Linked DNA regions of Mus musculus: region 1 is linked to region 2. Evidence: chromatin contacts called from ENCODE Hi-C or POLR2A ChIA-PET data. All regions are on one chromosome and are shown on one strand. Each heading gives the region's core, a stretch centred on a gene start or an enhancer-like site at or near the end of the contact. The rest is flanking DNA. Distances are from core to core; before and after follow the strand shown. Region 1 holds the start of Nxt2 (nuclear transport factor 2-like export factor 2). Region 2 holds the start of Tmem164 (transmembrane protein 164).

Region 1 (5,884 bases), core at 1,832-4,331, 450 kb before region 2:
AACTGTTAAGTTTCTACTTCTAATAAATTAATAAAAATAAATTAATTGTTAAGTATTAAATGAATAAATGGCAATATGTTTTATCAGGCAGTTGTATCATCTTGTTTTAACATGTTTATTTGGATGTGAGTGTGCCTGAATATATGCACGCTGATACCAGAAAAGACCAGAAGACATTTGATCTCTGGAACTGGAGTTGCAGATAGTTGCAAGCTGACTGATATGGGTGATAGAACTAAACCCACATCCCAGGAGCAACTCTTAACTGTTGAGGCATCTCTCCAGACCAGACTGTGTCATCCCAGGCAAGGTTTTCTTTGTTTTATTTTGGTTTTTGGTTTTTTTTTTCCTCATTTGAGTTTCATCTCAAATTCTTTTTTTAAAAAGATTATTTATTTATTTATTTATTTAATGTATGTGAGTATACTGACACTCTCTTCAGATATTACAAATGGTTGGGAGCTACCATGTTGTCGCTGGGAATTGAAGCTCTGGAAGAATACTCAGTGCTTTTAACTGCTGAGCCATCTCTACAGCCCCTCAAATTCTTAAAATATGGATAATATTAATATTTACCTCTCTGTGTTTTGTGACAATTGAATGAAATTATATTAAATTCCTTCCTGTACTGAAGAAAAGTCAAAACCAATATAACAATGAACAGTAGTTAATTTATCAGGAAACGTAATTTCTTAAAATTTTCTTAAATTTTGGAGAGAACTCTGTAAAAAATAAATTAAAAAAACACATCAAGATAGGCTTAAAATATTAGAACTATGGTGGTGGGGAGAGAGTGATTAAATATAAAAAGGAGAGGTAAGAGTGAGGGGGAGGAGCGCAGGAGGGAAGAAGGAACAGGGAAGGGGATTAGAAAGGCAAAGACAGAGAGAGATGGTGGGGTAGAAAATGTTTTAGAGAGTGGCCAAAACTAGATATTCAAAATTCATTACGTGGAATTCCTTTAAACCTTATTAGTACATACTTGATTTTTTGCCATTTTTGTTATTAAGCTTTGCAGTGGTATTATGGCCACTAAGTTCACTGCTTAGCAGCTAGAGCTTTGCACAATGCCTGGATCACAGTAAATGATTATAAATACTTGTGGATAGAATAAAGAATAAGAGGAGAACCAAACATTAATAAAAAAATCCAAAGATCCACACATAACTGATTGAGAAAATTATGGAATTGAAATAAACTGGAATAAAATTAGTTTAAATTTTGGACTTGAGTTTCTGAGAAACCCGAGAAACATGCAGACCATTCTCATTTTCACTATTAGTCAAATTCAGTATGTATAATTCATCTCCATAAAAAAGCTAGAACTGAAGATACAGACTTGTGATTCATTAGCATATAAAGAACAGTGGGGCATCTTGTGGGAGCAGCCGCGCCGGAAGTTATAAGAATTATAAGAATACAGGAAGTAAGCCGGGCTTGGTGGCACATGCCTTTAATCCCAGCACTCGGGAGGCAGAGGCAGGCGGATTTCTGACTTCTAGGCCAGCCTGGTCTACAGAGTGGGTTCCAGGTCAGCCAGGGCTATACAGAGAAACCCTGTCCCGAAAAAAAAAAAAAAAAGAATACAGGAAGTGAGCATCATCGCCGACAAAAAAAAAAAAAAAAAAAAAAAAAAAAAAGTGAAGTAACTAAGGCGCACGCGCAGTGACGTTCAGTTGCTCAGCTTTGGAGAAGTGAGCGGTAACCGTTAGTGGGATAGTGAGAGCTGACGGAGGATAAAGATATGAAAAAATTTCGAAGTAACTGGTCCAATGGGGACCAACATTTTGGAAACTCGGGCAGTTCCTGGGTGGAGCCACAAATCAACTACAAATAGTAAGTTTATAGAAATATTTTGATTCAAAAATTAGAAGTCCGGCGGTAGCCGCTTTGAAATCATTGGTTTTTTTAAAAAATGGCAGTGATATTTAAAAATGGGAATGGGTGGGTAGGGAAGTGGGGGACTTTTGGGATAGCATTGGAAATGTAATTGAGGAAAATACGTAATAAAAAAAAAATGGCAGTGGGAACCGGGCGGTCGTGGGAGCCGGGCAGTCGTGGCGCACGCCTTTAATCCCAGCACTCAGGAGGCAGAGGCAGGCAGATTTCTGACTTCGAGGCCAGCCTGGTCTACAGAGTGAGTTCCAGGACAGCCAGGGCTATACAGAGAAACACTGTCTCGAAAAAAAACAAAAACAAAAAACAAAACAAAACAAAACAAAAACCAAAAAACAAAAACAAACAAAAAATGGCAGTGGAGTAGTGAAACATTACTTGTACTTAAATCCTAGGTAGTCGCTGGTTAATCACTTTTTTAAATAGACTGATAAGAAAATAATATTTAACTTATAGTTGTCATAAATAATTGAGTATGAGTAAAAATGTTTAGAAACGTGCTTGTGATCACTACTAAACTGTTTCTTGTCCTGCTGTTCTTGAATACGCTGTGGAAACACACACCGTAGGGTTTAGGGGGGTAGTCCTTGTTATATAATCCCCCCAGAGTGGCGAGAATCCGTGAAATGCTTGTATATTAAACCGTGAGAAATTGTAGGCAGCCCAGCGAAGCTTAGTGGCCAAGGCTCAAAATGGAGAACATTTTAGAACTTTAAACAGTTTTTAAACCCCACTGGCCGTACTTTAAACAGTTTTCAGCACCCCCTGTACTTTAAAATTTTTCAGCCCTCGTGCAGTTGGCGGTTGGTGTTACTTTCCATAAGTTCTGCCCCCTTTTCCTATTGGCTACGGACATAGATTCCCCCCCCCCCCGTTTCTCGTTGGCCTTCAAATTTTGGCCCCGCCTCCTCGTGTGAAGAGGTTCCCACCCAAAATTGAATATTTAATATTAACTTGTGCCAGGACAGGTAGCTGGGAACTTGAGATGTATTTGTTTTCCATATTAAGCTTACAAAAGCAAGGTCCTCCCCTTCTGTTTTGTTGGGGTTTTGGGGGGATGGTGTAGGTTGGTTAGTTTTTTCGTTTATCTGTTTCTCTTATGGTAAATAAACAGTTTGCAAGTAATTTAAAACGGATGGGCGGGATCACTCGGAACTGAAGGGAAACGCTGCTTAAAGTTGGAACATCGGGGTGATTTTAACACCGGACTGAGCTACTTCCGGGGGACAATGGGCGGGTTGAGAAATCTGTGCCATTGGCGAGGTTCGTTTTGTTGCTAAACATCTCATCCTTCCACAGCCAAAGGACCCAGACGAGCGCGGAAGTGCGGACATCTCCGGGGCCAGCTCTGGAGCAGACCATTTCCAGCCCCCTGATGGCCTTGGCAGTGGTGAGTGCGTGACACCTCCTGGCGCCCGCGGCTTGGCCGAGGAGCAAGCAAGCTAGGGCTCGGGCAGCGGAGGGGAGGGGAGGGCAGCGGAGGGGAGGGCAGCCGAGGGGAGGGCAGCGGAGGGGAGGGCAGCCGAGGGGAGGGGAGGGAGAGGGGAAGGGAGGGGAGGGGAGGGGAGGGGGGAGGGGAGGGGAGGGAGAAGGGAGGAGGCGCGAGCATGAGCGAGTGGCGAATCAGGCTCCAGCCCGCCAGCCCCTGGGGCGGAGCTCGCGCCCTCCGCCCGCCCCCTGCTCCGGAGATGGAGCGGCTGGTGGGAGTCCAGCAGCCTGTGTGAGGATGCAGCTCTGTGGCCGGTGGCTTTAGGTGGCCCTCTTTCCGTTGGCGCTTAAAGATAGATAGATAGATGATAGATAGATAGATAGATAGATAGATAGATAGATAGATAGATAGATAGATAGATAGATAGATAGATAGAGCAAGCAAAAGCTCCGGATCCCTGAAAAAGGGTGGCGATTGTTTTTATTTATTTCAAAGACTAGAACTGCCTCCACAAAAGGGTTACTTCATCAGGGATACTCTGGTGAGAATGGATCTGAGGGGTTTCATTTCTTAGGTTCTGCAATTCACTTCCAGACACGAGTGAGTGGTTATATAACGTAAGAAAAATGTCTCCGTGAGGCTGCTTAGACGTTCACTTCTATTTTGACAGGTTTTTTTTTTTTTTGGTTTTTTTGTTTGTTTGTTTGTTTTTTAATCGCAGTAGCTTTTGAGCTTGGTCATAAGCGCTTGAAATGAAGCGCTTTGCTAGCCTACTCAATAATTGCCCACACTTCACACCTAGGGTCCCTGCCTCTGCACATCTCCGAGTTACAGATACATGCCAAGCAAAGAACCAAGATTCATATGTGACGAATGAAAAGATGGGAGATGAATGTGTTTTAAAGACATACACCTAAAACTAGCAGCAGATTTTCAAGCAGAAATTTGTGCCTTAATCTTAATACTCAAATTTATGTCATAGGAGTGGAATTCAAATGCAGCTTTAGAATGATGAGCATAAATTGACAACTTCTTTTGTGTATTTTGTGCTTGAGGGGGGATTGGTGGAATTATAATCTACATTTGTGAATATTTTCTCGTAGAATTTTAAAACTTATGTGGATCAGGCATGTAGAGCTGCCGAGGAATTTGTCAATATTTACTATGAGACAATGGACAAAAGACGACATGTGAGTTTTATAGTCTCTATTGTTCTTTGTTTAAATTTTATTTTTAAAATACCATTTATCTGACCTGCATATGTAATTATGGTGCACAAGTTCTTGAAGAGTTGCTTTCATTTGAGTACAGTTTGGTGGATTGTTTTTATGTTGTTGTTCTTTTTTCAGTTTTGGTGTTGTTTTATTTTGTTTTATTGGTTTGGTTTGGGAAGTGTTTTGTTGTATTAAGTTTTTGTTTGGGTTTTTTGAAACCCAAACATGTTGGAAGGCTGGGGAAAAGATCTGGTGGGACTTGGGGGAGAGAAAGAATATGATCAAAATATATTTAAATTTAAAAACGTTTAAATAAAAATATAAAAAGAAAACGAGTTGCTTATAGAGGGCATGGTAAGGTATTGGTGGGGATATCAGCTCTGGAATCATAAGTTTGACTTTACCTAGTTCCATGTTCATAGGCAAAGTCCCAAGTTTTCTTTACCTCGTTTTATTTTTAAATAGAAAAAATTGCGGTGCTGAAAATTGAACTCGGGGCCTTAACAGATTATGCAAGTACTTTACCACTGTCCTATATCCCCAGTTCGGAAATTAAACACTTCATATAACTGGGTCCAGCACACCTGTATATAAATAGTTGATTTTTTCTTAGTCCCTCGAATTAACATAGTTAAAGAAATTATGATGGTGTGGAATGGTGTGTCATTGCAGGGACATCTGTTGGTCTGCTTAAGATTCTCAGTTGTAGCTGGTGCTCACAATAAGAATTCCAGGAATAGACATGCTTTTAGTTTTCAATAGATCAAGGTCTCACTTTTTTTTTAAATCTTCATTGTAATTTATTCCTCAACTCTATTTTTATAGTATTTTATGTGCATTTGTATTTTGCCTGCATGTATGAACTGGAGTTAGATAGTTGTGAACTGACATGTAAGTGCTGGGAATTGAACTCAGGTCCACTGGTAGAACAGTCAGTGCTCTTAACCACTGAGCCATCTTGCAACCCCATCTCAACTCTATTTTAAAGGAATTAATTATTCCAGTATGTGATGGAATGAGCCTTGCCTTGTTCTCCCACCAGTGCAGGACAGTTTTGTTATTTTTAAAACTTTTTAAAGTAAGATAAAACATGTTATTATTGCTGACTTGAAACTGGAGGTGGCAAAAGCTATGACAATGGATGTTTATTGTCCTTTGTCATGAATATCTGTCATTTGTCCTGTCTTGGTGCTTTCAGAACTAATATATGCTGTTGAATTTAATGACACATGCCTTTAATCCAAGCACTTGGGAGGAACAAGTAGGTGTTTCTCTGAATTGAAGGCCAGCCCGGTATACATAGTGAGCTTCAGTACAGCCAGAGCTAAGATCTGCTTTCAGAAAA
Region 2 (5,545 bases), core at 1,305-3,804:
CATTAAGACCCTCCCATGCGGTCGGTGGAAGAGCTGGGTGTGGGAGGCAGGACTCACAGAGAGAACAATGGAAGGCAGTATGTGATTCAGAAGAAAATGAGAAGTGCACGCAACAAATGCTATACAAGTTTGGAGGAGGGAGAGCCCGCTGGAGGCTGGGTGGGGGATTGAGAAGAGTGATTTTTCCGTGGGTTTTGGAAGGTGGCTTGTTTCTGTAGATGTGGGGGAGGGCACCGAATTGGAGTGTATCACTTAAAGGCACATGCAAATGCTTGCTTGGATTCTTTTTTTGTTTGTTTGTTTGGTTGGTTTTTTTGAGACAGGGTTTCTCTGTGTAGCCCTGGCTGTCCTGGAACTCACTCTATAGACCAGGCTGGCCTCAAACTCAGAAATCTGCCTGCCTCTGCCTCCCAAGTGCTGGGATTAAAGGCGTGGGCCACCACCAATTAAAGGCACTTGCTTGGATTCTTAACAACAGGTAGTATTTAGTGGATACGCTCCACGTGACAGACAGGAAATAATGTTTTACAGAAGTCAACTCATTTGAACGAGCAAAACCCTATGAGCTATATTGTCATCCTTCTTCAAAGATAAGGAACTTGAGGCCTCCAGATGCTACATTCCTGTGCTCGGAGCCCCCTCACTTTGTTCTTTGGTCATACAGCCGAGATTCAGAAAAAACAAAACAAAACAAAACCCCAAAAAACCAACAACAACAACAACAACAAAACCGCCTAAGGAGGGCCAAGTGAGTGCCTCTGAACTGATCTTGTTCCTGGCCATTCTTTATTAGTTAGCCTCTTGAAAAACATCCTGCCTTTGGTGGATGCTTCAAAAAGCTTAAAGTCAGACAAGCTTGCCTGGCTGTATTTGTTAGGTTGCAAAGGATGGGAAGGTATCGGCCTGATAATCCAGGAGACTGTAGTTTACATCTTAAGACTGGCTTACAGTCGACATCAGAAAGTGTTTCCTAAGCAAGGTACCTAACTGTGGTTTTTCTGGATATTCTTCTAACGTATGCGAGTCTGCAATAAATATTAAACCAATATGAGGTACATTCTGAGTAGTTCTTTCCTTAATTACCGGCCCTTAGAGGAGCCAGCCCAGCCACGAGGTAGAGAGCGTCAGAGAAGAGGGGGCCCCCTGGACCCAGCTAGCGCTCACTTTTCCTGGCTGTTCTTTCCAAGGTGGGGTTAGGAAGCAGCTGCGCTCTCTCTGTCTCTCGCTCTCTGTGTCTCTCTGTCTCTGTCTCTGTCTCTCTCTGCGGGTGGGGGACGGGGGTGGGGAGGGAAAGAGGTCAGGAGAATCTTCTTTTCCTCCACCAAGTCTATCACTGAAGGTTCGCTGTGGTCGGAAGGGGGCGGAGAGGAAGAAGGACGGCAGGAGGGAAGGAGGGAGAGAGCCAGCAAGGTTTGTGTAGGGTGGGGGGAGGGGGGAGAGAGAGAAAAGCATCAGAGCTGGGTTAGAAGGAGTCCGAGGAGAAATCCTCAAATTTAGGCACTCAAGAAGAAAGTGAGGCTGTGACAAGAAGGTGAGCAATACTTTTATGGTCTTTTTTTTTTTTTTTTTTTGAATCTCCCATTTCAAGGCCGAAGGGAGGAAGCAGGAAGTCCATACTCAGCACACTCCCCAAGCTAAAGCCTGTCCATCAGTTTCACAGCCTTACTCCTAGAAGTTAGCGAGGACCGGCTGAGTGCCCAGTATGTGGTCAGGTATGCAAAGTAGTGGCCCGAGAACCAGGTCAACGGAGGAGTTAGTCCGCCAGGCTTAGGTGGGGAGGTGAATTCAGTCACAGTGGCGAAAGAGCAAAACTGTGCGCGAGTGCACGCTTGGAGTGCAGAAGACCAGGCTGGAGAAGGAGGAGGAAAGAGGCGGGGATGGGGCCTCCGAGGGTAGCAGGGTGGGGGCGGGGGTGGGGTGGGGTGGGGTGGGGAGCAGAGAGGAAGCAGGGCAGGAGGTGGGAAGCGAGGACGAAGTGGGTAGGCTGTGGAGGGAAGGCTGCGAGGCGGGGCAGTGGTGGCTTGAAGACGTGTGTATGTGTGTGTGTGTGTGTGTGTATGTGTGTGTGTAGGGAGGGAGTGAAGTGGATCGGAGGAGTGTGTGTGTGTGTGTGTGTGTGTAGGGAGGGGGTGAAGTGGACGGGAGGAGGGCCGAAGGTGGAGGGAGTTGGCGACGAGGGGGTGGAGAGAGGGAGGGGAAACCGGAGGAAGCGAGCGGCGGCTGCCGGGGGAGGAAGGCAAGGAGGAGGAGCCGGAGCGGCGGCGGTGGCGGCTGCTGCTGCTGCTGCGGCCGCCTGGGGAGCCCAGCCGAGTGCCGCCTGGGGCTGCGGGGAGTGAGGGGAGACGGAGAGTTCGGTGGAGCCCGGGCAGCGGAGCCGAGCAGCGGGTGAGTGGAGCCCCAGGGGGACTCGGCGGCCAGTCCTCGGGGGGCCGGACGAGGAGGAGCGGGAAGATGGAGCGGTGGCGGCGGGGCGGAGGGTGGCGGCCCCATGGCCCGGCCCCTGGCTGGCCCCGCGTCCCCGCCCTCCCTCTCGGCTTCCTCCCGCCGCCCGCCTGCGCCTGGGGGGCTGGTCCGGAGCAGGCGGAGGGCTGAGGGTGGCGCTGGCCCGGAGGGCGGGCGTGAGGGGCCAGGGGGGGTGGAGCTGGGGGTTCGGGGGTGTACCCAGGGGCGGGAGGCTGGACCGGGACTGCTCTAAATTGGCTGGAGAGGGGGCCCCGTCGGCGGCGAAGTTGCTAGCTGGGGGCAGAGACGGCCACGCGGTTGCAGGAGTAAGACCCCCCCCCCCTCTCGTGGAGTGGCTGAGACGAGGAGTCCGGCGTCCCTGCCCTCCCCGTCGCCCTCCCCGCCTGCCCAGCCCTGCTAGCTTCTCTCCTAGCCTCCGCGTGTCCCCTCTCTCTCTCACCCCCTTCTGCCTCCCGCTTGGCTCCCTCGGCAGTGCCTAGTGCCGGGCCCCCTAGGTCCCAGTCCTGACCCTCTTGGCCTCCAACTTGCCTTCACCCGTGCTTGCTTGGCCACCACTCCCGTTCCCCTTTTCTTCCCTCACTAGTTACCCCTCCCCGCTTCGTTAATTCCCGTGCAATTGCCTCTTTGAGACCTTTTTTTCCTCTCCTTCCTTTTAGATTGGCCAACGGCTCCTTTCAACCCTGCCTCGTTGGTGGCCACTGGAGAAGCGCGGGGGGCTCCCCAGACAGCCGTGGGGACAAGTTAGAGCCAGCACTTTATCCCGGGCCTCGCGTGTAGCTTTCCCTCCCCTGTTCTAGGTGCCCCAGTGTCCAGAGGGGGGTGCGGGTGTGCCCTCCTTACATGTTCCACCGCCCGGGCAACCCTTCGGTCTCGTGTTCCATCTCGCTCTTGCTTCCTGTACCGTAGTCAAGTGGAGCCACTTTGCATCATGTCCCGGTATAGCTACCAAAGTCTCCTGGACTGGCTCTATGGGGGCGTCGACCCCAGTTTTGCAGGCAATGGGGGCCCCGACTGTGCTGCCTTCCTGTCTTGGCAGCAGCGGCTGCTGGAAAGTGTGGTGGTCCTGACCCTGGCCCTGTTGGAGATCCTGGTGGCCCTGCGGCACATCCTGAGGCAGAAGGAGGACGGTAGGGGTGGCCGTAGCAGCCAGCCACAGCAGGTGACCCAGCGGCCAGAGGAAGGCAAGGAGAGCCTGAGCAAGAATCTGCTCTTAGTAGCCCTGTGCCTGATCTTCGGGGTGGAGGTGGGCTTTAAGTTCGCCACCAAGACCGTCATCTACCTGCTCAACCCTTGTCACCTGGTCACCATGATGCATGTGAGTCTGTTGACTTTTTCCTGGGCAGCCTAAGTGATAAGAGTCATTAGCGTGCTCAGGACACTGGTGTGTAGAGCACTTCGTTCCCGTGGGAAGTGGGACCCTTACAAATGCTTTTCCAACCAGCATCCGCTTTTGTGCTAGTAAACTTCAGCATTGCACAACAGGTCAGCCCCACAGTGGAGGTGAACCCTAGAAATGACTTGCACTTGGAGCCCCATGCCCCTCCCATCTCAGCTCTGCTGGGGCCTGGCCTTTTCACCAGCAGGAAGTCCAGCCCCAGCTAGGTGACCATTCAGGATCACATCTGTGGCGCATGGCCAGCACTCCTGCCTTTTGTAGTAGTTTCCCAAGGGGCCTGGTGACAGGCTTTCCTGGAGGTGGTGGTCACACAAGCTTCTTTGTCTCCACTGTGGTACATTGGGGGGAATAGTTTTAGGGGTTTCTCTTAATGACTCTTTCATTTCAGGGTGTCTGCTCTCGGGGTGAGGTCAGCTTTTAGGTTGTAAGATACTTGAGCAACCTAATTTCCTCACAGGCTGGAGATCGCGATCCCGTGTGAGAGGGGTTTTCCTTTTTTCAAACTTCTCCATCTTACCACTTGAAGTCTCCGTCCTATGCTCCAAGGGTGTTCAAGAAAGCTGACTTCTTTTGCTTCCCTGACCTCTTACCCATTAAGCTATGCTAAGACAAGCAAATGGGATTGATAGGGGAAGTTGCCAGCTGGGTACCAGTAATCTGTTCTTTCCTAGGCCTGCTCAGGGAAGTTCTGAGGCTCTAACTTCCTGCAGCTTGAGGAGAAAAGGAAGAAAGGGAAGGCAATCAGGACTTTTAGATTCCAGGCTGTGGAAAACTTTGCTTGTTTGACTCTGACTCGGAGTAGTTTTGAAGCCTGTCATTAGCATCTTTATTGCTTTTATATTTGTTGAAGGTTATGCTCAGGTGAATTGTGACAACCTTGCATAGGGCCAGAGAGGTTGAGATTATTATCCTCACGTTACAGGTTCTAGGATAGAAGTCACTTGCCTCAAGGGAAAAAAAAAAGGTTTAGCATCAGGGACTGACTGACCTCAAACCCACTCTCCTTTGGAGTTGCAAATCTCCAGTCCTAAACCAGGAGTGGCTGAGGGTGATGAGGCCTTCCTGTAAGATTTGGCTGTGTATTTGTAGCTCAGATATCTGCTAGTTCCCCCTTCCTAAATATCCATTTGTTTACCCATTCTTGGCCTCAGTGGAGAATGACCTTGGTCCTTTGGCATCTTGTAGAGGTGTAGATAACTCTGGAATAAAAGGGATGGTATTGATTGGGTCACTAAAAGCATGGAAAAGAGATGGGGTGGGCAGCATTTTTTTGAAAAAAAAATTTTTTTTGAGAGAGCGAGAGCTTCTTGGGAAGGGGGTGCCATTCACAGCAAAGGCCAGGGCTGTCTTGCGCAAATTTGACCCGTCCTCTTTCTTTCTTTTAAATGAATGGCCTTTTTGTTAATGAGGGGCGACAAAACATCTGAGCTTCTGTTGTGTGTGCCTCTTCAGGCAGGAGTGCAGGTGGTGGGTCAGAGGGTACCTCTACAAAGAGGTCTGGAGGCCTCTGGCAACCACAGATCTAGAAGGTCAACAAAGGGTTAAATTCAGCCTCAGTGGGGCTGCTGCTGGGGTGATGACCTCAAACCTGGATGCGCCATGTCTTTTACAGGAAGATTTTAGAGGCTCTTAAAAGACTCAGGAGGCCTGGAGTTAATTAGTTGTATGGCTTGGGGGAAAGTACCC

Evidence for each region. A loop is a pair of places that touch in the nucleus more often than their neighbours do. ChIA-PET counts read pairs that join two places held with the same protein, here RNA polymerase II (POLR2A).
Region 1: a loop to region 2 is called in a map of heart, with 7 times the contacts of the local background. The contact joins the promoter of Nxt2 here to the promoter of Tmem164 in region 2. A Hi-C loop is called at or near these places in 1 of 37 maps with a recorded cell type or tissue (heart). POLR2A ChIA-PET finds 5 or more read pairs at or near these places in 1 of 5 experiments (Patski).

The regions. Positions count from the first base shown.
Region 1 is chrX:142,225,096-142,230,979 of GRCm38, forward strand. Nxt2 (nuclear transport factor 2-like export factor 2) reads left to right here and starts at 3,082. Exons shown (of 4, transcript NM_172782.4): 1 at 3,082-3,286; 2 at 4,429-4,515. The coding sequence starts at 3,272.
Region 2 is chrX:142,679,172-142,684,716 of GRCm38, forward strand. It overlaps Tmem164 (transmembrane protein 164), which reads left to right and starts at 2,555. Exons shown (of 7, transcript NM_001199360.1): 1 at 2,555-2,768; 2 at 3,120-3,778. The coding sequence starts at 3,392.